4 separate regions of the Homo sapiens genome follow, and regions 1, 3 and 4 are each linked to region 2. The links are chromatin loops, found by intact Hi-C in ENCODE. Cell type or tissue: Calu3. All regions are shown on one strand.

Region 1 (8,000 bases), 300 kb after region 2:
GTAGCAAACTCTTAGAAACCCTTTCCTTGAGGATTGCACAGTCTAGCAGGGGACAAAATATACACATGTGACTAAGTAGCAGTATATTTTTAAAGAAGGCAATAAAGCCTTGTGTGTGATTATCAAATGGATTGTTCAGACAAAAATTGCTGTTAGAGAAAGAGATCACTGCAGAAGGTATTGATAGGGTAAGACTTCATAGAGGAAGTGGAATTTAAGCTAAAGGGTGAGTATAATTTGAAAAATAAACCATCAGAAGAGGAAGACATTGCAGGTAAGTGCAGTGGCATAAGCAGAAGGAAGGGAAGGACATATTTGGGCACAGTCATTCTGCTACCACCAAAAGCATCTGCCTATTGGTGAACTTTCCACATGGCTTTTCTTTCATTTTGCTGCTGCGCCTTTGCTTTGTATTATTGGAGCTCAGCCTTCTCCCTTTCTATTGTTTTTTTTTTTCTTTATCGTATATACACACCTAAGTTTTTCCATCTTGCATCTTCCCACAATCTCACTTCTCCCTCTGGCTCCTGCCCCGTCTTTCTCCTTTTGTTCATACTCAGTCTCAAAGGAAGAGTCTATAGTCACTATCTCCACTTCTCCACCTGCCATTTAGCTTTCCACCCTCTGCAGCCAGAATTTGACCCTCAGAACTCCACTGAAACTACTCTGTCAAAAGCTACAAATTATTGCCTAATTGTCAAAGTCAATGGGTTATTTTTCATATTCATCATATATGGCATTTAACATTATAGCTCTAGATTTTGCCCCCACCTTCCTTTATGAAACTCAATACCAAAAATCTCACACAGCAACTCAATAGCAAAAAAAAAAAAAAAAAAAAAAAAAAAATCCAACTTAAAAATGGGCAAAGACCTGAATAGACATTTCTTAAAAGAAGACACACAAATGGCCAACAGGCATATGAAAAAATGCTCAACATCACTAATCTTCAGGGAAATTAAAAACCACAATGAGATATTATCTCACTCCAGTTAAAATGGTTTTTATTAAAAAAAAAAAAACAGATGCTGGTAAGGATGTGGGAAAATGGGGAATCCTGGTACACTGTTGGTAGGAGTGTGAAATAGTACAGCCACCATAGAAAACAGTATGGAGGTTTAGCAAAAAACTGAAAATAGAATTATCATATGACCTAGCAGTCCCCTGCTGGGTACATATTCAGAAGAAAGGAAATCATATAAAAGAGATATCTGCACCCCCATGTTTATTGCAGCACTATTCACAATAAACAAGATATGGAATCAACCTAATCCATCAGTAGATGAATGGATAAGGAAAATGGGGAATATATATACAATGGAATACGATTCAGCCATAAAAAGAATGAAATCCTGTCATTTACAGCAACGCAGATGTAACTGGAGGTCATTAAGTAAAATAAGGCAGGCCCAGAAAGACAAATATTACATGTTCTCACTCATATGTAAAGGCTGAAAAGAGGGATCTCATGGAGATAGAGAGTAGACTGGTGGTTGCTAGAGGCTGGGAAGTGGGGAGGTTGAAGAGAGGTTGATGATGGGTATAAAAATACAGTTAGATAGAATGAATAAGATCTAGTGTTCAATAGTTTGGTAGGGTAACTATAGTTAACAATCTATTGTATATTTCAAAATAGCTAGTAGAGAAGAATTCATATGTTCTCAACATAAAGAAAAGATAAATGTTTGAAGTGATGGATATCCCAATTTTCCTAATTTCATTATTACACATTATATGTATGTATCAGAATGATACATGTACCCCCAAAATATGTATAACTGTTACGTGTTAATAAAAAAAAAAAAAGCTCTTACTTTTTTTTTTTTTGAAATGGAGTTTTGCTCTGTCGCCCAGGCTGGAGTGCAGTGGCATGATCTCGGCTAACTGCAACCTCCGCCTCCCAGGTTCAAACAATTCCCCTGCCTCAGCCTGCTGAGTAACTGGATTACAGGCATGTACCACCATGCCTGGCTAATTTTTGTATTTTTAGTAGAGACGGAGTTTCACCATGTTGGCCAGGCTGGTTGCGAACTTCGGACCTCAAGTGATCCCCCTGCCGCAGCCTCCCAAAGTGCTGGGATTACAGGCATAAGGCACTGCGCCCGGCCAAACCTCTTACTTTCAAGATAGTCAGTTTCCTTGTTATTTTCCTACATCCCTGTCCATTTTTTAAAAACCAGGCTCTTTACTACCTGCTCTTCCTCTGACCATTCCTTAAATGTTGGTGTTTCCCATAGTTCCACCATTTTTAACTTAATGTACCCTGGAAAATCTCACCCAGCCCTATAGCTTCAATTTATTTTCTATATCTCCTATGCTCCAGACCATATAACCAACTTCCTATTAGACATTTATACTTAAATGTGTCAGAGATATTGCAAACACAACATGCCCCAAACCTAACACATCATCATCTTCTCCCAAGATCGCTATCTATGACCAGGACCACTATGTATGTACTCAGCCAACCAAGTCAGAAACACAGAAGCCATCTTTAATTATTCCATTATCCTCATGTTCTATATCCAAATGATTTATCCTGAAGAGAGAATATTTAAGGAGAAAGGCTTTGGACCTAGGAAGAATGAGGTTATGTAGGATCCCACTGACTTCTATTACCTGCTGGTACCTAAGATTAATCCATACCTGCCCATGTACATGGATAGGAGGTGACATGTTAAGTAATGCCTTATATAATAGATACATTATCACTGATTAAATCTTGGATTGGTCAAGATTTAGGTCTTAAATAAGGCTTCTTGGAGGGGTAATTTGGTGAATTTGGAAGCGTTTTTGTTTTGGAGTTAGATATTCCCATGTTTGCAACTTCCTAGGTCTCTTATATGACAAATAATAATTCCTATATAATGGCATTATTGTGATGATTAAATAAGATAATTTATGTAAAATGACTGTCACATAATGGGTTGTCAGTGAATTTCATTCCCATTTGTTTCCTTAGGGTCTAAAAGAAGCATAATTGGAATAAACAAACATTGTTAAATTGGGAGAGCATCAGAATGGTGGTGTGCTTTGCAGCCTAACCTGCAGAGAATGATGTGCTAAGGAATCATTAGGGGTGGCAATGATCTGAATAAGAAATAAAGGCCCCTGTGAGATGCTGGTTGTACAGAGACACCAGCAACTTAGAGGGAGTGTGAACACTATCTAGAGTGTCTTCTGAGCCAGTCACAAGAATGAGAGTGTTCAGGTGTTTCACCCACTCATCTCGCCAGGGTGAGTTCCATGTCCTCTTTCCTCATACTGTAGCAACATCTGCCACTATCAGTCACTTAGGAGTGGCTATAATTATGGGCTTGGACTAGCAGGGCCCTTTGGTTTTCATGGTGTGGCAGGTCCTATGGCTCCCGGAACCTGTATTTTCTACCCTTTTAGCCTCCCCATCTCAGCCCCTATTGGTGAAGGCTTACAATGACATAATTTATTAGGTGATGCTGCCCTCTTGTGGAAAACTTAACCTTCACATGTGGACTACCTTGGGCACGGTATAGGAAATTAATTCCCTCTCGTTCAGTCCAAATTTTTCGTCAACTTTATGAAAGAGCTCTTAACACGTAAAAGAAGTGTGATTACCCTAAAATTTGTGAATATTCAGCCTAGTGTTTTATACAGGTAGAAAGACTTTGGTTTGAGTAAACAATCAGCTGACAAAGATCCAACACTTAGCTTTAGGTCTGGGCTTGAGTCCTTTTGGGATGAATATAAACAGAAGGAACTTTAGAACATGGCCAATTCTGAAAAGCCAACCCAGCTCTTCTTCCTATATTGCTGTCTAGATAATGGTCAGCTAAATCAGAAATGTAGGTGTCACCCTCAACTCCTCTCTCACCCAATTCAATTAATTCCAAGTCTACATAGACCTCTTGGTTGCCTTTGTCTTAATCCAGCCACTCATGATTTCTCACCTGGACTATTCTAAGAGCCTTCCCACTGGCTTCTCAGCTTTCAGTCTCACTTTTTCCTAATCAATCCATTCTCCAAATAGGTATTTGAGCATGTCACTTCTCTATTAGGAAAAAAAAATCAGGAACAATGACCACACAACCATGTTGATCCCAAGATATTCATTTTATATTGATTGATGATACAAACCGTATTGAAGATATTATATTTATGAACCATTTTTTTTTTGCAAAAAACATGGCATCCAAATATATAAAGAAAAAACTGTCAGCTATACAAAAAGTGATAGAAACTTCTGTATGGGAGAGTTTAACATAATTTAATTGACAATAAAGTAGACCAAAATAAAGTACTTAGAAGATTTGAAAAACAATTCATTAGATCCAATTAATACATTTTGAAAATTGTTTATAGACTGCATATTGTCTCTTCAAATATTGAGATAATATTTTTAAATGATCATATGTATGTCACAAAGAAAAGCTTTGCAAACTCTTTTTTTGAGATAGAGTCTTGCTTTGTTGCCCAGGCTAGAGTGCAGTGGCACGATCTTGGCTCACTATAACCTCCGCCTCCTGGGTTCAAGCAATTCTCCTGCCTCAGCCTCCCAAGTAGCTGGGACTACAGGCGTGCACCACCACACCCAGATAATTTTTGCATTTTTAGTAGAGACAGGGCTTCACCATGTTGGCCAGGCTGGTCTTGAACTCCTGACCTCAAGTGATCTGCCCGCCTTGGCCTCCCAAAGTGCTGGGATTACAGGCATGAGCCACCAAGCCCAGCCTACACACGCTTAAGAGTAGAAATATCTGATGATAATGTACAATGTTTACAATTTAAAAACAAATTTTAAAGTCTTCAATTACTTGAATATTTTAGATCACATTTATATGTGAATATTAGCACAAAGAAACACTAGCAGACTAACAAACAATAATAAAAATGAGATCATGACTTACCAAAACTTTGAGAATATTCAGAAGTAAATTCATAACCTTAAATATTTTATTATTAAAAATGAAGAATGAAATTAAATGACTAATAATTCAATATAATATGAAACCAAGGACTAGGTTTCTTTTCAGAGGGATGAATTAAATAGATAAGCCTTTAGCAAATTTAATCAAGAAAACAAAGATGAATTACCAATAAAATTTAAATGACAAATGGAATACAACAACAAAGAAAGATTTTTTAAATTAAAGGCGCACTACTATAATTGTACCTTAATATATTTGAAAATCTCAGAGAACTTAAAAATATCTAATAAAATATTAAATGCCAGAAATTATTGAGAAGTTGAAAACTAAATGGACATGTAACAGTAGAAACTTCGAAAACAATTATCAAAGAGAAACTTCCAAAAATACTTTAGGGACATCTAAAAATACTTTAGGGCTTTAAGGGACAGATATTTTTATCTGTGAATTCCTTCAAATTTTCTAGAAATAGCCACGTTTAATTCTATAAGTATGTTATAGTATTGAAAATGTTGCAGAATTATTCACATTGTTTTTGAAGCTAGCATTACTCTGATACCAAAACCTGACAGACTGCTCTAAGAAAGAATATTCTATCCAATTTGTGAATTTAGATGCAAAATATATACATGGAATTCTATGAAATCTAATTCAATAGTATAGGACAGTAACAATTCATTACAAGTATTAAAATAATTTTTAAAAGGCAAAATTTTGATTCTTACGTAGACAAAAAATGAACATGTTAAAGATTGTATTTCACTCATTAATGAGGAAAACGTAAAGTGTTACAACCAGTTCAAAGGAGAAGTCAAAGAGTAACAAATTTAAAGGTAACAATAGACCACAGTAATCAATTAGAAGCTATATGGAGAAATTTATGTCATTCGTAATGGGAACAAACTCATAAGCAATCAGGAATGCCCTTAAGAAATATGCATGAAAGAAAGAGGTTGTGTATGGAGGAAATTACAAAAATGTACAGACAGAGAAAATGAACACAAGTAATTTTTGATGATGTGGGTAAAGTCTTAGGGTACTGTATTACTTTTTCTTACAAAAAGGCAAGATACAATTGAATGTACAGTATATTGACATATTCTGGTTTAGCCATGCTCTCCATAGACAACTTCCGAACCATCATTCCTCCACCCTCATGTAAGATTCCCTTCATTTTTGAAGCTCAGACAAGCAGGGATTATCACTCTCATTTCCTTACCAATGTCATTTATCAGCCTCCAGGTTATTCTTTCACTTCCATTTTTTAATTTATTTTAACTGATACATAGTACGTATTTATGGGGTACATAGTGGTTTTCCAATGTGCAATGTATAGTGATCAGATCACAGTAATTAGCATATCTATTATCTCAAACATTTATCATTTCTTTATGTTGGGAACATTCAATATCCTTTCTTCTAGTTATTTGAAAATATATAATACATTAATCTTAATGCTGGTCCAGGATCTAGATACCAGGTTCATATAATAAAAACTAGATTTTTTGCTTTTTGATCAGTGTACCCAAAATTGATCAGTTATTTAAAAACAGTCTTTCAAATATCCATAATCATAATAAACTGAATGGAATGTCATATGCCAATTTAAGTGACCACGAAAAATATAACTATCAAGAAAACCAGTTACTCATAGTTCCTACTTCCCTACATGAGGATGTGTAAAAAAAAAAACTCCTGAGTCCTTCCTATGTGTCATAGAGTGTACTAGGTGCTGAGAACGCAACAATGAACAAGCAGCCCCTGTCCTCATGGTTCTAGTCTAAGGGTCATTTTTTTTCCTCTATAGAGCCAAATAAATATTTTAGGCTTTTTGTGTCACACAGTCTGCCACAACTCAATTTTGCCATTTTGTATTATTTAACAAATCTCTGTATATCCCTCCCTTCCCCCTACCTTCTCACCCTCTAGTAACCTCTGTTCTACTCTTTACTTCTATGAGATCAATATTTTTAGCTTCCACATATGAGTGAGAACATGTGGTGTTCAACTTTCTGTTCCTGGCTTATTTCACTTAACATAACGTCCTCCATGTTGCTGCAAATGACAGGATTTCATTCTTTTTATGGCTGAATAACACTCCATTGTGTATATATACCACATTTTCTTTATCCATTCATCTGTTTTTGAACACTTAGATTGATTTTATATCTCAGCTGGATACTGCTGCAATAGATATGGGGTATAGATATCTCTTTGATATATATATACACACATACATACATATATGTATATATTTTAAATGGTTGGTGGAAAAAAGAATCGTATTTCATGATATGTGAAATTATATGAAACTCAAATGTAAGTGTCCATAAATAAAGTTTTATTGGAACCTATTGATTTATGTACTATCTATGCTTCTTTCATACTAAAATGGCAAAATTGAGTTGTGGCAGACTGTGTGACACAAAAAGCCTAAAATATTTATTTGGCTCTATAGAGGAAAAAAAAATGACCCTTAGACTAGAACCATGAGGACAGGGGCTGCTTGTTCATTGTTGCGTTCTCAGCACCTAGTACACTCTATGACACATAGGAAGGACTCAGGAGTTTTTTTTTTTTACACATCCTTATGTAGGGAAGTAGGAACTATGAGTAACTGGTTTTCTTGATAGTTATATTTCTCGTGGTCACTTAAATTGGCATATGACATTCCATTCAGTTTATTATGATTATGGATATTTGAAAGACTGTTTTTAAATAACTGATCAATTTTGGGTACACTGATCAAAAAGCAAAAAATCTAGTTTTTATTATATGAACCTGGTATCTAGATCCTGGACCAGCATTAAGATTATGAAAAGGAACTGCCATATCTTTGAGCCTTGTCTAGGCCACCTGCCAGCCTCCCTAGCTGTCCTGTCTTTGTTGTTGTCATAATACTCCTGCCATCTATAATTAAATGGAAGGGGTTACAACTGTTGAAACTTGTTAAAACTGAAGTTGTCCTACCATGTATTAATATACCAGGGATAGGAAGATGTTTACAGTTGGCACAGTGTTAGAGAAGTCCTGGAAAGGCAAGAGAGAGAAAAATTAAAATAATAATATAAAACAGAGGTGGGGTAAACTATGGTC
Region 2 (8,000 bases):
TAATGACATAGTTGCTTACAAAGTAACATAAGTACAAAATGATGTGAAGGTTGAAAGTAAATAGTTTTAAATGCCTTATTATTTTATTACTACAAACACATGGACATTATACAAACATTGAAAATACAGATTAACACAAAACAATAAAAATTCCAGATTAGGCCAGGTGCGGTGGCTCACGCCTGTAATCCCAGCACTTTGGGAGGCCGAGGTGGGTGGATCACCTGAGGTCGGGAGTTTGAGACCAGCCTGACCCACATGGAGAAAACCCATCTCTACTAAAAATACAAAATTAGCCGGGCTTGGTGGCGCATGCCTATAATTCCAGCTGCTTGGGAAGGCTGAGGCAGGAGAATTGCTTGAACCTGGGAGGTGGAGGTTGTGGTGAGCCAAGATCGCGCCATTGCATTCCAGCCTGGGCAACAAGAGCAAAACTCTGTCTCAAAAAAAAAAATCGCAGATTATGCATTATTCTTATTTAATGTTTCTTTTCTGTTCACTTTTTACAATATGTGAAGATTCCATTTCTAGTCATTAAAACATTAAAAATGCTGAGTCTATTTGTGTTTTGGTTCATGTTGAGCACTACCAAGGGTCTTTCCTTTTCCAGTCTTTTGTAATCAGAATCTCAAATTGCTGAAGTCCTAGGGCCCACTTCTCCGGCATTAATTTGCTTTGTAGTTGTCTCAAGTTTTCACAGGTCATGACATTTGGAACTTGACAAGTCAATGTGCCAGGCAACGAAGACAGCTTATTTGATGGAAGACTGGTGTTCTTTTCCAAGCAGCTGATATTATGCTAGAGTCAGCTTCATTTAAAAAGCAGGTGCAACAGGAACCGTCCCTTGAAAATGTAGATCCCATCCCAGTATTAGAGGCAGCAATTCCTGTGATAAAGGGATAGGGGGAGCAAAAGATGAGGCCACAGGGAAGGGTCTCTAAGGGACCCTAAAAGTTGCCTCATGAATCCAGAGTCCATTCAAAGCTCTCCCTCCTATTTCTTGAAAAGATTGGCCACTGGGGTGTTGAGTTTAGAGAAATAGGTATGAGCCTCATAATCTCAACCCCCAGCCACTCCCAACAGATCTGACCTTTACTGTCTGGGCTTGCCATGTGGGGATTGTGCTTACCATGCCTGGCACCCTCTCCACTCACCAGGTGGTGAAGTGCAGCTGAGGCTTGGGGTGGGTCATATGTATAAGGGGTGGGGGCAGGTACATTCTGAATAAGGGAACTGTGAGACAACATGCCTCCTCTCGAGCACCTCAATAGACATTTACATAACCTAAGGACACGTGAAGATGTTTTCTTTTGGAAGTTTTACTGGTGATCCACATTTTTAAAAGGAATATAATTGTCACCAGAAAATACTGTTGACCTTTTGTTCTCCAACAATGACCAAACAACAAGACCAAAATTAAACAAAACAAGCACCTTTCACTATTGTTATTGCACTCAACAGCAACTTCTCAAACTAGGTCCTCTCAGCCAAAACTGTACACTTGAATCTTACTTGGAACGATAGCTGTATTTTTGAAAAGTTATATACATCACATTTTTTCTTTGGTTATGCATTCATTAAACAAATATGTATTTATCTCCTACTATGTACCAGGTCAAATTCTAAACAAATGTAATTGTGCTAAAATGTTCTATTAGAAAGAATTCTTGTTTTAGAAAACAAAGTGAATAAAGTCCCTTTTACCTGTAATATTTTAGGATTCTAGTTAAAGTCACCCAAATGGATCCCTTTTATGAAATACAGTCCTTCAAATTTGTTTATTTGAAAAATTTACATTTTATATATTTTGCTTAATTACGGGATACCTATATCACCTTCTTTTAATAAAATTATAATGTCTGTCTAGGTGTTTGTGTACAGTTAGAATAAAATCTTAAGAGGTCCTCTATGTGATCCCACCCAGTGAGTGATTCCTTCCTACAACTTCCCTGGGAACGGGCATTTAACTTCTGCTGGAACATCGCTGGTGATGGGAAGCTCACTACCTCACAAAACATTTTGTTCTAGGATCATTCTCCTCCTTTAAAAAGGTCCTTGGTGAATTTCACCTACAATGAGGGTGAAATTACTAGTGTGCTGCCAGTCATCTGGGTTTATCTGGAAAAATAGTAAAAAGAGTAGTAGCTCATATGGCCTGAGACAAACATGGTATAGGAGAGCTTCAAGAAAGGATAGCGGGTATTGGGGAAGAAGACTCTGAAGGTCATAGAAAGATCTAGTCTGAGTCCATGGTGGAGCCTGCTAGAGACCAGAGGAGGTTCTCTTGGTTTTAGAAATCCAGCTGGCAAGCAGGGAAGCCTTTGTGACTGGAGCAGAATGAGAGAGGAAGCAGGAAGAGGCAGCTGAGGGCAGAGAGGGAGGCAGGGGCTGGATTTGGATTTTCTTCCCTAAGTTTGGAGGAAAACATTTGTGTATTTTTCAGCAGGCGGTGATGTTTTTGGCTTTTTGCTTTTAAAATACCATGACTCTATTTGGTCAAATCTCTCAGCATTCCCCCTGCCCTGTCACTTTATACCTCACTCCAGAAAACCTGGACTACTCATAGTCTCCTGAATGTACCAGGTGGAAGAAGCCCATCATGGTTCCTTACACTTACCTGCCCATCCGCTTCCCTGTTCCTGTCATTCCTTCCTTCCCCTCCTTGTCTACCTGGCAAAACTCTCACTTTGCTGCCAAGGTGGGCTCTACCATCACCTGCTCTGGAAGATTTCCTTTACTCTCTCAAGCCAGTCTGGGTGCTTTGTATCTCCATTACCTCAGGTACATGGGGTTAACATGTATGCAGCTGAACAGGTAAAGCCCGAAGACCACGGTGCTCTCTGATGAACATTCCAGGTATTACCCTCAAATCTTCTGCCTAAATGGATTCATTCACTTATTCAGCAAACATTTATTGAGCACCTGATAAGTGCCTGTTAAATGGTCAGAATCCATAAGTGAAAAAGACAGTGGAAGGTATTTGTGCATTGGAGGAAAGAGCCAGTTAACAGATTCCATTTGAATGCTCTCCCTCGGACTTCAAGATGTGCTGAAGGGCCTCTTGGTTGGCCCATGGTTTCTTCAAACACTGATTAACAGCTGGAGTGGCATCGCTGCTGGGTAGGAGGGGAAGTTGTAGGCTCAGTAGCCTTAATTGAAGGAAAATAGGGAGTTCTGAGTAGAGCATGTCTGTGAGTTAGTAAGTGAATTCCACGGGTCAGGCTAGGTGGACCAGAAGCACTGGCTACACTGAACATGTTACTCAATGCATTCCAGAGATTTGGATGTTCCCAGGCAGTGGGCTGCTGGGTACCAGAATGGTGAGAGTGCTTTACAAAATAGGGTTTTGGTGGGTTTTTATAAAATAGGGTCTTGATATTCCTAAAGATGATTGCATATATATTAAGAAGCAAGGAGTGTGGAGGGAACTCCAGTCTGTTCTTCAAATGGCAGCAGTCACAATGAAGTAAAAGAGGGGTGTCCCAATTGGGTCATGAAACAAAAGTTCCCATGGACAGTGAAAGCCTGCCTCTGTGAGGCAGTTCTCTAAAAACTTAATGTGAGACAGAAGTGAGAAAGAGAAATAGGGACAGAATGTCACAAAGTGCAAACTACTTTGACAACTTTTTCATCACTTCCAGCATGCATTTGTATGACAAACCCAGAAACAGTTTAAAGAGCAAGAAGTAGAGTGAAATGAATGGTTAGTGTAGACCTACAACACTCTTTGGGAAAATACTATGTACGAAGCAAGAAAAACAAAACAAAAACACAACAACTTGCCTCACTGGAGCTCAGCCTGGTCAGATATACCACAAAGCAATTCACCTAAGTGCAATTCAGGCTATGCTAAAGGGACATACCCCATTCCAGGGCAGCCCAGAGGAGGAAAGGCTGACTGCTGGGTTGGTTGGGAAGGCTTCTTAAAGAGAGGACATCTGAGTTAGGGCTTGAAAGATTGGTAGAAGGCTTTCCAGGGAAGGAATGATTCATGGAGACAGGTTTTAAGACAACCTAAGCTGAAACTTTGAATGTTTCTTCATCTCCAAGTGGGGGATGAAGGGGAAGCCCACATTAAAGATTCCTTTTCTTGGGTATTCAATTAATTATATCCCAGCCTTCTGTTTTGCTCATCAGCTGGATGGCCATTAGGTGGCAGCACAAAGTTAGAAATTGTGTATCCCTGAGCCATTGCATGCCTTTGCCTACAACTCTCATAAATCAGGATGCTTTTAATTAACATAATACAGAAGCCAGGTTCAGCTCTCTAGAAAATTAGCAAAATCCTGCTTTACAAGATTATGCAGGGTGTCGCTGCACCCAGATTATGTCTGTAGAGGCCTGTGATGGAACTCAAAGCGCTGACATCTACTCTGAAGATCCCACAGAGCTCATGAGGTGCAAGTGTAAGCTTCAAGCAGGATGAGAGATTGGGCCTGCCAATCAAGGTCTATTGGGTATTCAGAGCAGCAGGTAGCCATGTAAGAAACAGCATCCCAGGGCAACACTGCCACAGGGGCACTCACTACACTTAGGATATCTACTTGACGGAGTGGACAGCAGTGACATTACCAGTCCCCTACAGTCATAAGATTGTAGGATGTGATATCTGGACAGGGTGTCATAGATAAGAGTCCAGTCTTTCCGTAATGGATGCTGTGATGTATCGTCCAAATCCCCCTTGAGGACTAAATAACTTCTTCCCCTAGCTGCTGGAAGTGCTGCCTGAAAATAGCTCTTTGGGAATTTCCATTCTTTGAAGACAGCTGTCTTGCACAGGACAGCACTAACCAATGACCTGCCTTATGGGGGGATGGTGTAAAAACCTTATCCCTGATCCCCTGACTCCAATTTAGCATGACCATCTCAATTCCAGAGGGCCCTATGAGGTGATCTGCAGCCTTTGTTGAGGCTGTATCACAGTTCAGCCTCTCCCTCCAGCCAGTCTTGCTTCTTTACTTCCTCAACAGGTGTCAGTTCTGATAGCACTCCCAATAAACTTCCTACACACTAAGCTCTGGCTCAGAGGCCGCTTACCTAGGGAGTTTAATCCCACCTTTGTTTTACTTGTGGGGAAACTGAGGCAATTTGGAGGGTCATATTTCAAGGAAGATTATAATTCTAATAAGAATAATACTTAAAGACATGTTGAATATTAAATAAGGATATCCCCAAGGGCAGGGGGTTGCCTGTTTTCTTCCCTACCATAACCCTAGCACCTCCATACAGCAGGCACTCAAGAGGTATTAAATAAATATGAATCTAGGTTATACTTCTCAATGTCTCTGGTCAGGTGTTTTCTTGTTGAAATCCCATAGCTGTCTTCAGAGGATACATTCCTCTCTATCTCCACAGAAAATGAAAGGAAGCCCCAGAGAACCATGACCCACTCTGTGCCAGTCTTTGGGTGCATAGACTATATTGCCTTCACAAGACTGTCAAACTGAGAATAGATGCCCAAACTATATTCATGGACATTGGCTGGAAGAATGCAAATATTCAGACAGACCATGTCTGTATTATTGAGGCCAGGAGAAATTAGTTGTGATTATCTCTTAATTAGTGCAGAGAGCATTCCTCTGACTTTCACAGAGATTGACCTTGTTAGCACACTCTTAAAACTGCCAATTTAAAAAAATCTGATACAGCTAGAAAAAAGAATGGTGTAGGAAAAGCAAAGTGTTATAGCCCATAGCAGATTAAGCATAGTTTCTGCAATAAATGATGATTTGTTAAAATCTAAGTACTGCTACTTTATCAGCAGAGTGACCCTGGGAAAGTTACTTAACCTCTGCCTTAGTTTTCTCATCTATAAAATGGGGATGAAAATAATAGTATCTCCTTGAAAGTTTTGCTGTGAGGATTAAGTTAATATATGTAATGTGTGTAGACAGTACCCAGCGTATAGTATTTATAGGCTGTTAGTTATATATAGAATCCCATATTATCACATTCCAAAGAGAATATAGGTACTGGATTATGTATCCAAGGAGCCTGCAGAATCTTGGATGTCCTTTGCTTTAGGATTATCTGACTGTCTCTGTGGCTCTGAGTGTGTGGCCCAAGAATCTGTATTTTCAATTTGCCCTCTGAAAGTTGAGAATCATTGCTTTGCCATTTCAGTAGCCTAATATAGTATCCTTTTAATAAAAATTATCTTGCAGCCTTTGTGTTAATGCTTAACCCCAGGAATACTAACTAGGGCCTTCCTAATTAAACAGTAAATTATTTTACTATCTGCATGTGTAAGAATCCTTGAGGAGACATGAATTGGATTGGCTTGGTCCTAACTGAATTCTAAGTAAGGGCAGATAACTAATAGCTGACAGTTGGTAGCACCAAAGTTCCAGCAGTGTTCTTTACACTGGTCAGTAGGTCATAGAGATGACCACCATGATAGCATCTTCCTTTGCAAAAGTTTTCAACAGTCACTTAGGAGAATTCTTCCCATGGAAATCCATCTATGATTTCATAATGGAAATCAATAGGGTTCATGGAATTCACTTTAAATGCTATTTAGTTTTAGAGTCTTCCATATGAGCATTTGTGGGAAGTAATCTATCCTACAAAACAAAGTGTATATGTTTTAAACCATCAAGGGTTTTGAAAGCAAATATAAATAATATTCATTCTATGACCAAGTACCCCATTCCTACTGGCAAAGAAATCAGATGGCTACAGGTTTATCTTTAACCCTTGTGAAAGTGATTTGAGACACACTAGCTTCTTGACAGATATTTGTATGGTTTAAACCATGTTTCTTATTTTATTGTCAGTTTCATACAAGACCAAATCTAAAGCCAGATAAAGTAAAGATTTAATCTATCTAACATTTACTCACTCTGGAGTCAAACAGTCTATGTTCCTAGCAGCCATTTGCTTCTGGATGAACCCCAAAGATTTGGACTCAAATTAGACTTTGGGATTTTACTGGAAGAAAAATTACTAAAAAATGTCCCTTAGCGTTTCCAGGAGAGACAGATTTCAGGACTTTTAGTCTCAAAAACTGACCCCAAGCCTGATTCCCTTCTAAGTAGTCCGAAGCTCCTCAAGGAAAGCAAGTTAGTTCAGCAATTCTCTAGTTAGATTCTGAGCCTGGAGATGGTTTTAAGAGTGCTAGAATCTCTAGGGTATTTAGAACAGGTCTAACTTCTCCAGGCGTAGTTGTCAGCTATCTGAACCCCAGGGAATCTCTGGAATGAGCAAGTTTCTGACCAAGTCTCAAGGCACCTGCACAATTCAATTTTACAAGCTTCTTACAGGTCAAGGCTCTTGGAGACTTCCATGATTTCATAACATCTTCTCTTCTACATAGTTGCAAATTGATGGACGGTTTGGTTCCAAGAGCTTTTCTTCATTTTTTACTGTGATTGTCTTTAACATTGGCTACATACAGAACTTTGTTAAACATGTGCACTGCAGCAATGTAAAAGACACAGTCCTGGTTTCCGGAATTTAGACTTATATGAATTACATTTACCTGTTTAACTCCCACCGCTCCAGAACTCTGCTCCAGGGAACTTTTTATTTCATTGTTTTCCACTTTGATCAGAACATGTGCTTTGATATATGATTCACATACCAAACAATTTATTCATTTATAGTCTATGATTCTATGTTTTTTAGTATATTTACAGAGTTTTACAATCATCAGCACCACCAATTTTGTAACATTTTCATCGCCCCATAAAGAAAGCTCATACCCATTAGCAGTCACTCTCCATTCCCCCTGCCCTCCAGCCACTAGCAGTGACTACTAATCTATTTTCTGACTGTAGATTGGCTTATTCTTGACACTTCACATGAAAGGCACCATATATGTGATTTTCTGTGACTGGCTTCTTTCGTGAAACATAGTAATTTTAAGGTTCATCCATCTTGTACTATGCCTCAGTACTTCATTCCTTTTTACAGCCAAATGATATTTGATTGTATGGTTATACCATATTTTATTTATCCATTCATTACGTTGAACATTTGGGTTGTTTCTACTTTTAGAT
Region 3 (8,000 bases), 67 kb after region 2:
GAAAGACAAACACCATGTGATTTCACTTGTATGTAGAATCTAAAACAATTGAACTCATAGATACAAAGTAGAATGGTGGTTACCGAGACTCAGGGGTGGGGATGCTGGAGAGATGATAGTCAAAGGCTACAAAATATCAGGCAAAAGAAATAAGGTGTTTGAGATCTATTGCACAGCATGGTGAATATATTTAATAAAGTATAGTTAATAAAGTTAATATTCACTATGCATGGTACTGTACATTTCAAAATTTCTAGGAGAGTAAATTTAATGTTTTCACCACAAAAAGTGGTATTTGTGATCATAGAGATGCTAATTAGCTGGATTTAATCATTTCATGTTATATTTATAAATTATACCATGTTGTACCCCATAAATATATGCAGCAATCAATTTTCAATTTACAATATTTTTTTTAAAAGACAAAGGATAAAGTGTTGACAAGGATGTGGACAAAAAGTAACCCTTGCACACTGTTGGTGGGAATGTAAATTATTACACTCATTATGGAAAATAGTATGGTGGTTCCTCAAAAGATTAAAAAGAGAACTACCATATGATCCAAAAATTCCACTACTGGATATATATCCAAATGAAATGAACTCAATATGTTCAAGAGATATCTGCGCTCCCATATTTATTGCAGTATTATTCACAGTAGCCAAAATATGGAATCAACCCAAGTGTCCATCAATGGATGAATAGATAAAGAAAATGTGGTATATGCTTTAACCTTTTTTCAACAACAGATGCTGTAGAGGATGTGGAGAAATAGGAATGCTTTTACACTGTTGGTGGGAGTGTAAATTAGTTCAACCATTGTAGAAGACAGTGTGGCAATTCCTCAAGGATCCAGAACTAGAAATACCATTTGACCCAGCAATCCCATTACTGGGTATATACCCAAAGGATTATAAATCATTCTATTATAAAGACACATGCACACGTATGTTTATTGTGGCACTGTTCACAATAGCAAAGACTTGGAACCAAACCAAATGCCCATCAATGATAGACTGGATAAAGAAAATGTGGCACATATACACCATGGAATACTATGCAGCCATAAAAAAAGAATGAGTTCATGTCCTTCGCAGGGACATGGATGAAGCTGGACACCATCATTCTCAGCAAGGTAACACAAGAACAGAAAACCAAACACTGCATGTTCTCACTCATAAGTGGGAGTTGAACAATGAGAACACATGGACACAGGGAGGGGAACATCACACACTGAGGCCTGTTTGGGGGTGGGGGGCTAGGGGAGGGATAGCATTAGGAGAAATACCTAATGTAGATGATGGGTTGATGGGTGCAGCAAACCACCATGGCATATGTATACATATGTAACAAACCTGCACATTCTGCACATGTACCCCAGAACTTAAAGTATAATATAAAAAAAAGAAAATGTGATATATATACACAGTGGAATACTATTCAGCCATAAAAAAGAAATCTCGTCATTTGTGATAATGCAGATGAACCTGGAGGATGGAGGACATTATGCTCAGTGAAATGAGCCAGGTAAGAAAGCCAAATACTGCATGATCTCACTTACACATGGAATCTAAAAAAGGAGTTGAACTTACAGAAACAGAGAATAAAATAGTGGTTACCAGCAGCTGGGGTGGGAGGTGTTGAACAAAGAATAAAAAATTTCAGTTAGATAGCAGTAATTTTAGGAGATCTAGTCCATAACATGCTGACTATAGTTAATAGCAATACATTGTATTCTTGAAAATGCTAAGAGATTTTGTATTCTCACCACAAAAGTATTACGTGAGGTAATACATATTTTTTTTTATTTTTTTTTATTTTTCATTTTTGAGATGGAGTCTCACTCTGTCACCCAGGCTGGAGTGCAATGGCATGATCTCGGCTCACTGCAACCTCTGCCTCCCTGGTTCAAGTGATTCTCCTGCCTCGGCCTCCCAAGTAGCTGGGATTACAGGTGCGTGCCACCATGCCCGGCTAATTTTTTGTATTTTTCAGTAGAGACGGGGTTTCACCATGTGGGCCAGGCTGGTCTCAAACTCCTGACCTCATGATCCACCCGCCTCGGCCTCCCAAAGTGCTGGGATTACAGGCATGAGCCACCGCACCTGGCCGGTAACACATGTTAAATTAGCTTGATTTAGTTCTTCCACGGTGTATATTTCAAGTCATGTTGTACATGGTATATTGCATGCAACTTTGTCAATTTAAGAATAAAAACTTAAAAGTACAGAGCATTCCCATATACCTTTTTCTCCCCAACACATCTTTCAGCTTTCTCCTGTTATTAACATTTTTCACTGGTGTGGCACATTTGTTATAATTGATGAACCAGTATTGACACATTATTAACTGAAGGCCATAGTTTACATTAGTGTTCATTCTTTCAGTTGTACAGTTCTATGGGTCTTGACAAATACATAACATGAATCTATTATGGAATCATGCAGAAGAGTTTCACTGCCCTAAATATGCCCCATGCTCCACGCCTCCCTCCCAGCAAACCCATGGAAACCATTGATCTTTTATAGTTTTGCCTTTTCTCTGAATGTCATATGAACGGAACCATACAGTATATAGCCTTTTCAAACTGGCTTCTTCCATTTAGCAATATCCAGTCAAGGCTCTTCTATATCTTCTCATGGCTTGATAGCCATTTTCTTTTTATTGCTGAATTATATCCCATTGTATACATGTACCACAGTTTGTTTTTCATTTACCCATTAAAGAATATCTTGGTTACTTCCAAGTTTTGGCAATTATGAATAAATCTGCTATAAACATTTGTGCGCAGGTTTTTGTATGAACATAAGTTTAACTCAAATAAGTATCAAGAAATGTGATTGCCAGATTGTATGATGAGACTGTAGTTTTATAAAACTGCCAGACTGTCTGCCAGAGTGGCTACACCATTTTGTATTCCCACCAGCAATGAATGAGAGTTCCTGTTTCTCCATATCCTCACCATCATTTGATATCAGTATTTTGGGTTTTAGCTAGTCTAATAGGTGTGCAGTGGTACCTCATTGTTTTAATGATATATGTTGTTGAGCATCTTTTCATATGCTTATTGCCACATATATGCCTTTTTTTTGAGATGGAGTCTCACTCTGTCATGTAGGCTGGAGTGCAGTGGCATGATCTTGGCTCACTGCCACCTCCACTTCCTGGGTTCCAGTGATTCTTCTGCCTCAGCCTCCCGATTAGCTGGGACTACAGATGCGTGCCACCATGCCCGGCTAATTTTTGTATTTTTAGTAGAGACGGGGTTTCACCATATTGGCCAGGCTGGTCTTGAACTCCTGACCTCGTGATCCACCCACCTCAGCCTCCCAAAGTGCTGGGATTACAGGCGTGAGCCACTGTGCCCAGCCCATGCCTTTTATTTTTTGAGGTGTTTGTTCATATGTTTTCCCCATTTTTAATTGATTTTCTTACTGTTGAGTTTTCAGAGTTCTTTGTATATTTTAGATACAAGCCCCTTATCTAATATGTTTTGCAATTTTTTTTCAGTCTGTGGCTTATCTTTTCATATTCTTAACAGTCTTTCACACAACAGAAGCTTTAATTTTAACAAAGCCCAACTTATTTTTGCTTTTTTAGATAATGCTTTTGGTTTTGTCTCAGAAAAGTCATCACATAACTCAAAGTTATTTATATTTTCTCCTATGTTATCTTCTAGAAGTTTTATAGTTTGTGTTTGACATTTATATCTATGATCAATTTTCAATAAACTCTTATTGAAAGTATAAGGTCTTTGTCTAGATTTGTTTTTGTTCTAGCACTATTTGTTGAAAAAATTACTCTTTATCTGTTGAATTGCCTTTGCTCCTTTGTCAAAGATTAATTGACTGCATTTGTGTGGATCTATTTTTTGGGTTTTCTATTCTGTTCCATTGATCTATGTGTTTATTCTTTCCCCAATACTACAATACCTTGATTACTGTAACTTTAAAGTAAGTATTAGTCACATATCTATAGTAAACCACAGCTAACATCATAATTAATGATGAAAGACTGAATGCTTTCACTCAAGATCAAGAACAAGAAAAGAATGTCTGCTCTCACAACTTCTATTCAATGTTGTATTGGAAGTTCTAGCCAAAGCAATTAGGCAAGAATAAAAGGTATCTAGTTTGGAAAGAAAGAAAGTAAAACTATCCACATTCCCAGATGATATAAACTTGTTTACAGAAAATCCTAAGAAATCTACACAAACTATTAGATGTAATAAATGAGTTCAGCAGGTCTGCAGGGTATAAATTCAACACAAAAAAATGAATTGTATTTCTACAAATTAGTAATAAACAGTCTGATTTAACAAAATGTAGAAAACAATTCCATTTATAATATCATCAAAAATAATTTTAAAAGCTTAGGAATAAATTTAAGTAAGACATCTACTGAAAATGTTAAAACATCATTGAAAAAGTTAGAGTCCCTAAATAAAAAGATGTCTCATGTTTACAGATCAGAAGACTTAACGTCAAAATGGCAATACTATTCAAATTTGTCAGTAGATTCAATGTAGCCCCCATCAAAGAAATCCGGCTGGTATTTTTGTAGAAATTGAAGAGTTGACCCTAAAATTAATATGGAAATACAAGTGACTCAGAATAGCCAAAACAATCTTGCTAAAGAATAAAATATTTGGAAGAATCACACTTTCCAATTTTTTTGTTTTGTTTTTGTTTTTGAGACAGGGTCTCACTCCATTACCCAGGCTAAAGTGCAGTGGCATGATCTCAGCTCACTGCAACCTCTGCCTCCCAGGTTCAAGCCATTCTCATGCCTCAGCCTCCCCAGTAGCTGGGATTACAGTTGTGCGCCACCATACTCGGCTAATTTTTGTATTTTTTTTTTTAAGTAGAGACAAAGTTTCACCATGTTGTCCAGGCTGGTCTTGAACTCCTGGCCTCAAGTGATCTACCTGTCTTGGCCTCCTTAAGTGCTGAGATTACAGGTGTGAACCACCACTCCCAGCCAACACTTTCCAATTTCACAACTTACGACATATCTACAATTATAAAGACAGTATTGTCCTGGCATAATAGACATATGGATCAATGGAATAAACTTGAGAGTACAGAAATAAACTTATATTTATGGTCATTTTTTACACATGTGCCAAGACAATGGAGAAAGATTAATCTTTTCAATAAATGATGCCAGGACAACTATATAACCACATGCAAAAGAATGAAGTTGGACTTTTACCTCACACAGTATGCAAAAATTAACTAAAATAGATTTAAAACCTAAATATAACAGCTAAAACTAGAAAACACTTAGAAAAAAACATAGGCGTAAATTTTCATGACACTTGGATTATTCGATTTTTCTCCAATGATACCAGAAGCACAAGCAGCAATAGATAAAAATAGATAAACAGGGCTTCTTCCAAATTAAAAACTTTTGTGTTCAAAGAACACCATCAAGAAAGTTAAATAATCCACAGAATCAGAAAATATTTGTGTATCATAGCTCTGATAAGAGATTAATATCCAAAACATATGAAGAACTTTTACAACACAACAAGAGACAACACAATTTTAAACTGGGCAAATGGTTTGAATAGACATTTATCCAAAGATGATGTGCCAGTTGCCAATAAGCACATGAAAAGATGCTCCACATCATTAATCCTTAGGGAAATGCAAATCAAAACCACAAGGAGGCACCATTTCACTTCCACCAATATGGCTAGAATATAAAACACAGACAATAATGACTGTTGATGAGGATGTGGAGAAATTGGTACTCTCATACATTGCTGGATTATAAAAGAGTGCAGCCACTTTGGAAAATAGTTTTGCAGTTCCTTAAAATGTTAAATATACCATATGATATACCATTTCTACTCCTAGGTGTATACACAAGAGGAATGAAAATATGTGTCTACACAAAAACTTCTCATGAACATTCATGGCAAGATTATTCATAATAGTCAAAACATAGAAACTTGAACTTCCATCAGATTGATGGATAAAGGTTTGGTATATCCTACAATAGAATATTATTCAGTAACAAAAAGAAACAAAGTATGGATATATGCTATAACACAGGTGAATCTTGAAAACATACTAAAGCAGCCAGTTACAAAAACTAAATATCATGTGATTCTATTTATTTAAATGTCCATAATCCAGAGAAAAAGAAAGTAGACTAGTGGTTGTCAGGAGCTGTTGGTAAAGGTTGGGGGAATGGGGATTGACCACTAAAAGGCATGAGGTTTCTTTTGTGGTGAAATTAGATTGTGGTGATATTTACACAAGTCTGTGAATATACTAAAAACCACTGAATTGTACACCTTAAATAGTAGCTTTTATGGTAAATTACACCTCAATGAGGCAGTTTTTAGAAAATAAGACTAATACCTCCTACTTCATAGTGCTCTTGGGAGAATTAACTGAAGACATGAAATGTTTTACAAGATTAGGCCAAATAGTTTGTGTAACTGAAGTTCTGCCTGCTTCCCAACTTTGCCCAGAATTGGTTGTGACATACTACCAAGGTAAATGCAAAAGAGATCCACGATCAGACACAAGTTTAAATGCCTGCTCCTGCTCCTTTTGCACCCATACATTAAATGAAGTTCCAGCTTACTCATTGGGATTGTTGGGACTATGTGGACTTGCTTCCTACTTTCCCTTTCCAGATCAAGTAACCATTTCTCCCCACCTACATGGGCAGACAGGCCCCACCCCCACCCACGCACCCTCCTCCACTAGCAAGCATGTATTCTTCCTCTCAGAGGAAGGTTTGAGGTATAGAACTCTAACTTTGGATTTGAGAAAAAGTACTGAACTGAAGCAATATTTCAAAGGAAGAATCCATAACATCATCCTAAGTAACCCCATCCTGCCAGTGTTTTTCTTGGGTATTCTGATAACTCAGGGCTTAATGGATAATAGGGCCAATTAATCCTGAACCTTCCATAAACAGATTAAGTTTCCTATGTATTCAGCACTCACAAGGCTAGGAGATCATGACTTTCTGAAAATCCCTAAGAACAAAGATGCTGAACTCAGGATCTGGTCCTATAATCGAGGTCCATCTTCAGGCCTGTTAGATATTTGTGCCTACCCCAAGTAGGCTGGAGAAATGGCTAGACTGGAAGCCCATAGTTCCCCTCCCAGATAAATCTGCAGCATATATAATGATTACAAGAACTGCCTTACTTAACATAGCTATTACATTCTATTATAATTTAAATCATGATTTTGAAATAGTAGGATATAATAATCATCTTACTTGATACACAAACTATTTTATATTACATTGATTCCCATGGAAAAATAAAATATGTGAAAATTGAGATGTTCCATGTCAGGAAGAATGCATCACTCACAAAAAAATGTCATAATTGAGTGTTTGTATTCATTAAGGACCTACTAGATGCCAGGCTCTTATAATATAGAAAAGGGTAAGATGCAGTTGAAACTCAAAAGGGGCTCCGTGTTTTTGTAAGAATAGACATATATACTAGAGCGTATTAAAGGCAGGTATAAAGTGCTATATGAACACAGAGGGACACCTAGAGACTTGCAAAATATTCAGTCTAGCTGAAGATGGACCTTGGTTATAAGACCAGATCCTAAGTTTAGCATCTTGGATCTTAGGGATTTTCAATAAGTCATGATCTCCTAGCTTTGTGAGGTCTGAATACATAGGAAACTTAATACACACCTGAGGCTGGTATGTCAAGGGGACATTGAGAAGATGAGAAATGCCTGAGTTGATTCTTAAGGATACAGTAAAGAAGGTAGACAGGCAAACTGATGTTAAGGAATAGCTCCTCAGTCACAAGAATAAAATTTGCATTTATACACTTGCAAGATATTCAGCCTAGTTGGAACCAGCTTTTGAAGGGAGTGGTAAAAGGAGTTAGTTTACAATGAATAGGTAAGAAACGTAGGGATTTGACAAACACACATACCTACCCTAAATCAGTCCCATCCCATGAGAATTGCCATAAGACTAGTCAAGAGCAATTGGGCAGG
Region 4 (8,000 bases), 240 kb after region 2:
ATTATCAGATGCAGATATGGTACAGAGGAAAGGGGAAAGTAACTTTCATTTACAGAAATGTGCCAGGCACGTTACATATTCTTAGGGCCATCCTGTAGGTCAAGATAGCATCTTACCCACTTTATAGATGAGGGGACTAAAACTCACAGAACTTATGTGACTTACATAGCTAGCTCGGGAGTGGGGTTCAAACTTGGAAATGTCTTACTCCAAAGTGTATTCTTCCCACTGCCCTATACTACTGTCTTAGATCTTACTGTTTAGCTAGAAACACATGACTTGTACTCTCAAGTAACAAAGAAATAACTGTATTAATTATAATTAAACACTGCTAATATGAAGTCAGGACAGAATGTATTTTGCATGATCAGGAACAGTTCTAAGGTCAGAGCAGATCTTGTATTTCCCTGATGGTGTTGGTCAGTGTCATGATGGATAGTAAGAAATGTAGACAAGGAGCTGTCAACAACACAGCCCCATGTTGCAAAATACCATTATTATAGAAACCTTCCCCACAAAGGACGAAATATCTGACAGTGAGCCCCAGATCTTCCTGACGTACAGAATGTCATTAGCTCCTTAGCTAATATTTTTTTGCCCTAGTGATAGAGAAACACCATTTTGACAAGGCTATGTCTGAGTTCTACTGGTAGGTGAAGAAATACTAGTTCTCTGTTGTTCCCCCAGGAGCTATAGCTGAGGATTCAATGCCTTGATAGTTCTGGAAGATAAAGCTTCCATTGTTTTGTTGTTTTATTGTCACATCACCCTAGGAGCAATAATTTCACAGTTGACCAAAGTGGTAGTATCACATGGGTTCATCTACATTGTGGACTCTCTTTGGCATAGACTCCATGAGTTCGATTAGAGTGGTAGGATTCTATCATTGTTTCATAGCTCTTGACAAAACTAACTGTCCTAACAAAAAAGAATAAAGATAGGTGTAAGTTAATACTGCTTTTAAAAATGCATTTTCTATATGTATGTCTTTATGAAACCTTGAGTTAAAGATGGTGAAGGCAAGCCTTGTAATTTCATCCCATTTTTACTGAGCAAGACAAACTCCTATTGTTGAATATGGAGTGACATATTAAGTGATACGTTAATGTTTTGTCAAATCTTAATGGCCAGCATCTTCTAGTGGCCCATTTTAGGACAACCTTAATCAAGCTATGGTTAGAGAACTTTTATTAAATGCCCAGCACTGTACTACTTTCTAGCATTTCCCACTCTGATCGTTTGCTTGAGGATGATGAAGGATGATAAATATTATAAATAAGATTGCTTCCCATATAGGTCTTAAAATCAGCTGAGGTCAATGCAGATCTACTGCTAGAAATGATTTGGAATTTTGGCTGCTTCAGGAGAAGCATAGCAGCAGAAACAGGAGATCATTGAACATTTTAAGAAGGAGGCTACCCGCAAATTCAGAAGTTCATCCCTTTAGGAAGGGTCTGTCATAATAGTAGGAAGGGACCAGGCACAGTGGCTCACGCCTGTAATCCCAGCACTTTGGGAGGCCGAGGCGAGTGGATCACCTGAGGTCAGGAGTTCGAGAGCAGCCCGGCCAACATGGTGAAACCCCATCTCTACTAAAAATACAAAAATTAGCCAGGTGTGGTGGCAGTCGCCTGTAATCCCAGCTACTCGGGGGAGGCTGAGGCATGAGAATCACTTGAACCCAGGCGGCGAAGGTTGCAGTGAGCTGAGATTGCGCCACAGCACTCCAGCCTGGGCAACAGAGTGAGACTCCGTATCAAAAAAATAATAGGAGTAAGGATTCCTGACTGAAGCCCTTTGGACACTTCCTGCTGGAAACGCATGGGCCTTTAGTAACTGATGTTGGCCAGGTGAGCTGGCACATATGGCATTCTTTTGTGGTCTCAGGATTTCATGGTAAGAAGATCTGGGCATAGCTTATAGCAAAGACCTCTATATCAATCATTCCATTCCTAGAAGTGCCACCTGGAAGAGGCCAAGATAATGAGATGTCTGTCCTCTTGTGTTGGTGGCTATGGTCAAGTTGAGGTCCTCAAGAAGCTTCCCTGTTGTCCAATTCCAGTTCACTGTGGCTTTGGTAACCCTCAAGAGAGAGATAGTAGATGGAGGTCTTCTAAAAACCAGATTTCTAGTGGCAAGCGCACAGCCCAGTCTGCGGTCATCAGTGGAAGCCAGTTCAGGGTATCAGCAGTTGGTAAGCTTGCTGAACATGCCATTTTAGAGAGAATCTCTCCATAGCAAGAATATGAAGAAATTGATTCACCACTTTCTCATACATCTTATGCCCTAGCCAACCCATACCTGACAAACTATCTTTCTTAAATATCCCAAGATCTTCCCTACCTCTTTTTCTTTGCACATGTTGTACCCTTTGCTAGAATGTACCCTTCCTCTTTCTACATGGTGAACTCTCATCTATTTTTTAAGGTCTAGCTCAAATGATATATTCTCTGTATAACCTTTCCTTCATTCCATCCCTACTACTTCTGTGGTTCTACAGCCTGTTGTATAGATCTCTATCCTCCCATTGCTCTATACAGGGAGTAAATTATCTATGAAGATATCTCTCTACTACTAAACTGTGACCCTTTTAAAGGTGGTAATTGTTTCTAACTTCTCTCTGTTATCTCCATTAGTCAGAACAAAGCCCGGCATATAATAAGATGAACCAGGGAAATGCTGATGAGTGAGTGACTGACTTATTTATTCTGATATGGCTAGGGTTAGATTCTTTAGATTCCATCATCATTAGGCTTTATTTGGTATCATATTTTATAAGTGTGTATTTCAGTGGCCTCTTCTCTTTTTATTTGTATTGTTTTTTGACACAGGATCTCACTGTGGCACCCACGCTGAAGTGCAATGGTGTGATCACGGCTCACTGCAGCCTCCATCTCCTGGGCTCAAGCAATCCTCCCACCTCAGCCTCCCCAGTAGTTGGGACTACAGGTGTGCACCACCATACTCAGCTATTTTTTTGGATTTTTTGTAGAGGTGGGGTTTCACCATGTTGCCCGGGCTGGTCTTGAACTGCAGAGCTCAAGCAATCCACCAGCCTTGGCCTCCCAAAGTGCTGGGATTACAGGTGTGAGCCACTGGGCCCAGCATCTTTAATGAAATGGCTAAACTTTTTGACTATGTTTATTTGTTTCTTTGAATAAAAGGTACATTTGTAGTCTTTAATTGGTCCAATATACAGATTCCAGTGGAACAGCAATGGCTCCCTCTTGTGAGGCAGTCTCAGAATTTCTCCTATAATTTCTTTGGAGATGTGTGGATAAGGTCCTCTTAGGAGAGTTAATTCTAATGGTCTGAATACTTTGGCTCCTAAGTATGGGGGACCAACTAGTTCTTTCTTGGAAAGTTTTAAGAACATCACTTGACAAGAGTAAAGAAGCCATCCCGGGAGTCTTAATCAGCACAAAATCTGAACTTCCTGGAGTTGGAAGGGTTCCTGGAGGTCATCTTTACAACTGAATCTCACACAGCAACTCATGTCAGTTTTGAGTTGCTCTCTCTCTCTTAGAGTTTTATGTTTTTTAGTAGATTATTCCTTTTAAGAAACTAAAATCTCCCTCCAGCTGATCTAGGTCCTAGCCTTTGGAACCACACAAAACAGTATGTACCTTCTTGATAACTAATTGCCCTTTAGGTAGTTAAAAGACAATGTTAGGTTTCTCATGATATTTTCTACATTCAGTTTTTCCAACATGTATGAACACCTCCCTAGTGCCAGGCATCCTGGTCTAATCTTCTCCAAGTCTCTCAACTGTTCCCCATATGTCAGTTTTCCAATCCTCTGAACCACTTCTTGTAGATCATTTCCACCTTGTCACTGGCTCTGAAGTTTATAATTTTTACATGTTATCTTTGTTAAATGTTTTCCATTGTTCCAGCCAGCCTCGATCTTTCAGGATACTATCATATATGGGACCTACTCTATCCTAGGAGAGTCTCCTCTTTCAGTTCATCAGTATAAGCTTCCAGTTTTGACACTTTAGAATAAAGCAGTACTTTTCAGGCAACAGCATGGAATAGTTGAACTAGATGGCACCAGATCTGCGTTCAATTCATTTAACCTCTTTGAGGCTAAAATGGTGCTAATAATCCTTCCTTTATAGGGTAATACCCATGATTCATGAGATACTGTCTGTAAAGCATTAAGCACTGTATCTGAGCACTTAGTGGGTACACCACAGAAATTAATGTTCCCCCCTTCTCCTCCTGCCAGTCTTGCCCTGCCCACCACTGCCCTCTACTGAGGAGAGTCAGTAACTGCTTTAAACTTGAATTCTTTCTTGTTTGAGCCAAGTAGCCCTATTCCATTTAATCTCTTTGTAGCCTTTTAATGAATGACAAACCTGCATGAGATGCAGCACAAACTGGAAGATGGCATACTGGCCTCAATTTTGTAAGATAGCCCTTGTAAAAATATTGCAGTAAGCATCTTCGCCAATTTCTGACACAGCATAACTGAGTTAGAGTTCTACATTCCATGGATAGCTATTTGTCAGAACTTTTTTTTAATATTACAAGATTCCAAGGTGCTAAACACAGATGCTTGGAATGTAATCCAGCATTTGTGGTTCGCTGTCATGTAAACAGTCAAAGTCACAGCCTGATTCTGAATTCATTCATGGGTTTTCTGGATATTTCCCATGCTCTTTTTGAAGAGGGGCATTTATGTGAATTAGCACTTTTAATTCGTCTGACAGAGTGATATAGGCTTGTATAAAAGCAATAAAAATACAGGGTCCCAGGTGGCATTTATTGCCACACAGATGAAAAGCCATATAGTTGGAATTCTCCTCTTATGAGAGGCTTTTGGGATGTGGAGGGAAATCCCTAAGCTTAGCAATCTGACATTATAGTACAGTGGATAGAGGGTAACCTAAGTGTCAGATCTGAGTTTCAGTTTCTCCTGTGCTAGTCACTATGAATATGATCTGGGACAAGTCCTTTCACCTCCTTTTACCTCAGCTTTCCCTTGTGTACAATGGGAAAAAATTGTACCAACTTTGTGGATTGGTTGTATTATAAATGAGATTAACAATTCTATACCACCTAGCCCAGTGCTTGATATATGGTAGGCAAGCAATAAATCATTGCTCTTAGGATCAGTTCTAGTTGATAACAGCTAAGCCTGCTGGAGTTGCCATATCATTTTCCTCTTGAAGAGTGAAAGAAGTAATAGCATGTGTATAGTTTGGGGATTCAATTCCTGGGTCTCTGTAGAAACTGGACCACCCTGAGTCCCTCAGACTGTGCTGGGAGTTTATAATCATTCATGTGAAGGACAATGGGAAAACATTGGGTTGCTTAATAGCCCTTGCTGGTACCTAAGCAAAGACAGTGAGAAGAACCCTGGTGACTTCTCAACCCTTCTCCACTGTAAGGGAAGAATCCTAAGGCTTTTCTTACACTGTAGCCTATAACTCCTTAAATGCAAGGACTTGAATTTACCAACTCAAACAGGAGTGAAATGCTGTTGCCTTTTTTGGAGGTCTGGAAACATATACTTGGGAATCTGGTGAGCTGGTTACTAAAACTCCCTTTGCAGAGATGGCGGTGGCTGGATTCTTTGTTTTCTCTTGAGTAATTTTGACCTAGAGGCAAAAAGAAAATCTCTAAAAATGTTCTGCTCATAAGAAAAGAGCAATTGGGCTGAGGGTGGTCCCCTGGTAAAAGAGAAACTTCACCACCAATCAGCTTTGTAAATTAAAAACAGGTGCAAAAACTAATCTATAGTGACAGAAGCTAATTAATGGTTACCAGAGGGAGGGGGACAGAGAAAACTGGGTGGCAATACAAAGGGCACAAGAAATCTTTTGGGATTAATGGGTAAGTTCACCATCTTGATTATAGTAATAGAAGGTACATATGTCAAAGATAATCAAATTGTATACTTTAAATATGTGCAGTTTAATGTATATCAACTATACATTAATAAATCTGTTAATTCAAACAAATCCAGTGTATATAACACCTAGTACATAGTAGGTGTGTGCTAAACATGTGTTGAATTAACAATTGTGACAGACCAACTTCTAGTGTGAAGAGCTCAACAAACCCTCTCACCAGTAAAACAACCATTAAAATGGTAGAAGATGATGTAAAACAACCATTCAAAGTATCTGGAAACTGGCTCAAGGTCATGCAACAAATTGAGAATCACTTATTTAAGAAAAATCTATGGAACCTTGGTAAGAACAATTGGCATTTGAGCAAGGAACTGCTTCCATTCCTCCTCCCAACTTTATGTTGCAGAAGATTTATTCCAGGTGAGTACAACCGAGAAAACAGGGGGTCTCTTTCTTACCAGCTGTTGATTATAGAGCTATAGTTTCATTCCAGAATGATCAGGCTGCTAGTGACTCTCATTCTTCCATCTCCAGTTCTCTGTTGTACAAGATTTATTCTTGGCCACAAAAAACAAGAAGATTGGGGGTTCCCATTCCGTGCTCAGTTCCCACTCTTAAGATGAAGGCACTACCCTAGACAGTTGCAGCAAACTGTGAATGGCAGTTGGAGAAGACCAGGGCTCCTATTTCCCCACTCCCAAGTCGAGGGCCCAGTTTTTTTTTTGTTTTTTTGTTTTTGTCAGACAAGGACTTCAGGGGGCTCATAGAGCAGAGATGTCACTGTAGAAGAAGCAGGCTGCCATATCATTCTCTCCTCATCCAGCTCCAAATAGTAACATAGCCTATGGGGACTGACTGACTTTAGAACAGAGCATGAAGGAATTCATGCCTAAAGTTATTGTTGAAAACAGCAGAGATTATAGTAGTGAATATTAGAGAATTACATATTAGTAGCAGCTAGAAGAAAAAAGACCAGCCAGACATTTCAGAGAGAGACCTGTGGAAAGAGTTTAAAAATGCCCTGCTAAGATCACATTTGTCTATTGGTCTGGAAGGCTGTACACACACACTAGGCTAAACCTGTGTGGGAGCTACCAGAGATATGATATTTATGAGCTGCTAAACCCTATTTGAATGCAGGATAAAATTAAAGACTTCCTGAAGTATGAAAGCATTCCCCAATCCATACAAAGATACATTGGCAAAAGATAGAAGCTTTACTGGATCTAGGAACTTAAGAAAAACCTGTGACCTTTTGATATAAGATGACTCCTAGAAAGCCAGACTTAAAAGTAAAACAAGAAGAGAAATGAACATGACATCAGAGACTGTACACTACAGATGAAATAGACTTCAGAGAGAATTAGTCCAGGCAAGACACTGAAGAGAAATAGAGAAAAAGCAGAAACAAAAACAAAGCCCAGGTTATGGGGGTGGGATAGGTAAACAGAATTCAGAGTTACTACAATACATTATTTAAAATGTCAAATTTTCAACAAAAATTATGAGCATTGCCAAAAAATAAGTTAAGTGTGACCATGGACAGGAAATAGGCAATATAAATCACCTTTGAGGGAGCTCAGATGTTGTACGTGACAGACAAGGACTTTAAAGCAGCTATTATAAATATATCCAAAAAACTAAAGAAAACTGTGTTTTATGAACTAAAGGAAAGTGTGATGATAACAACTCATCAAATAAAGAATATCAATGAAGTGATAGAACTTATTTTTTAAAAAGAACCACATGCAAATTCTGGACTTGAAAATAAAATAAGCAAAACAAAAATTCTTAAGGCCAACAATATTTTATATCATGGCAGAAGAGGCAGAAGAGAGATTACTGAAGCAGAAGACAGATTAATAGAGAAAGAAAAACAGAAGGAAGAAAAATGAACAGAGCTTCATATATGTGTGGGAAACAAACATATCAACATATATGTAATGAGAGTACCAGAAGGGGAGAAGAGAAAAAGGCAGAAATGTAGTCACAGAAATTATGGCTTAAAATCCCCAAATATGATGAAAGACATTAATCTAAACATCAAAGAAGATCAGTGAGCTCCAAGTAAGATAAACTCAAACAGATCCATACCTAGACATATCATAGTCAAAATGCTGAAATTCAAAGCCAAAGGGA

The links. Peaks named below come from ENCODE experiments on the same cell type or tissue, not always from the same donor. Only the 100,000 strongest peaks of a DNase experiment are listed, where the experiment ranks them.
Region 1: a loop joins it to region 2, with 5 times the contacts of the local background. A loop is called at or near these places in 54 of 110 quality-filtered maps.
Region 3: it touches region 2 in a loop (4-fold over the local background); 5 of 110 quality-filtered maps call a loop at or near these places.
Region 4: a loop joins it to region 2, with 9 times the contacts of the local background. A loop is called at or near these places in 29 of 110 quality-filtered maps.

What each region holds. Positions count from the first base shown.
Region 1 is chrX:50,687,393-50,695,392 of GRCh38, reverse strand. All of the region lies in intron 2 of SHROOM4 (shroom family member 4), which reads left to right. Among named protein-coding and RNA genes, the nearest start is that of SHROOM4, 120 kb to the left of the region's middle. In Calu3, CTCF peaks have their summits at 3,157 and 3,383; a DNase peak (open chromatin) is centred at 3,432.
Region 2 is chrX:50,985,010-50,993,009 of GRCh38, reverse strand. It overlaps ASMER2 (adipocyte associated metabolic related lncRNA 2), which reads right to left. Exons shown (of 3, transcript XR_001755849.2): 3 at 797-886. Among named protein-coding and RNA genes, the nearest start is that of ASMER2, 9.9 kb to the right of the region's middle. In Calu3, no CTCF peak of the experiment used is centred here; a DNase peak (open chromatin) is centred at 4,149.
Region 3 is chrX:50,918,011-50,926,010 of GRCh38, reverse strand. No RefSeq gene overlaps it. Among named protein-coding and RNA genes, the nearest start is that of BMP15, 11 kb to the right of the region's middle. In Calu3, no CTCF peak of the experiment used is centred here; no DNase peak of the experiment used is centred here.
Region 4 is chrX:50,744,036-50,752,035 of GRCh38, reverse strand. All of the region lies in intron 1 of SHROOM4 (shroom family member 4), which reads left to right. Among named protein-coding and RNA genes, the nearest start is that of SHROOM4, 66 kb to the left of the region's middle. In Calu3, a CTCF peak has its summit at 4,248 (motif pointing left); a DNase peak (open chromatin) is centred at 4,235.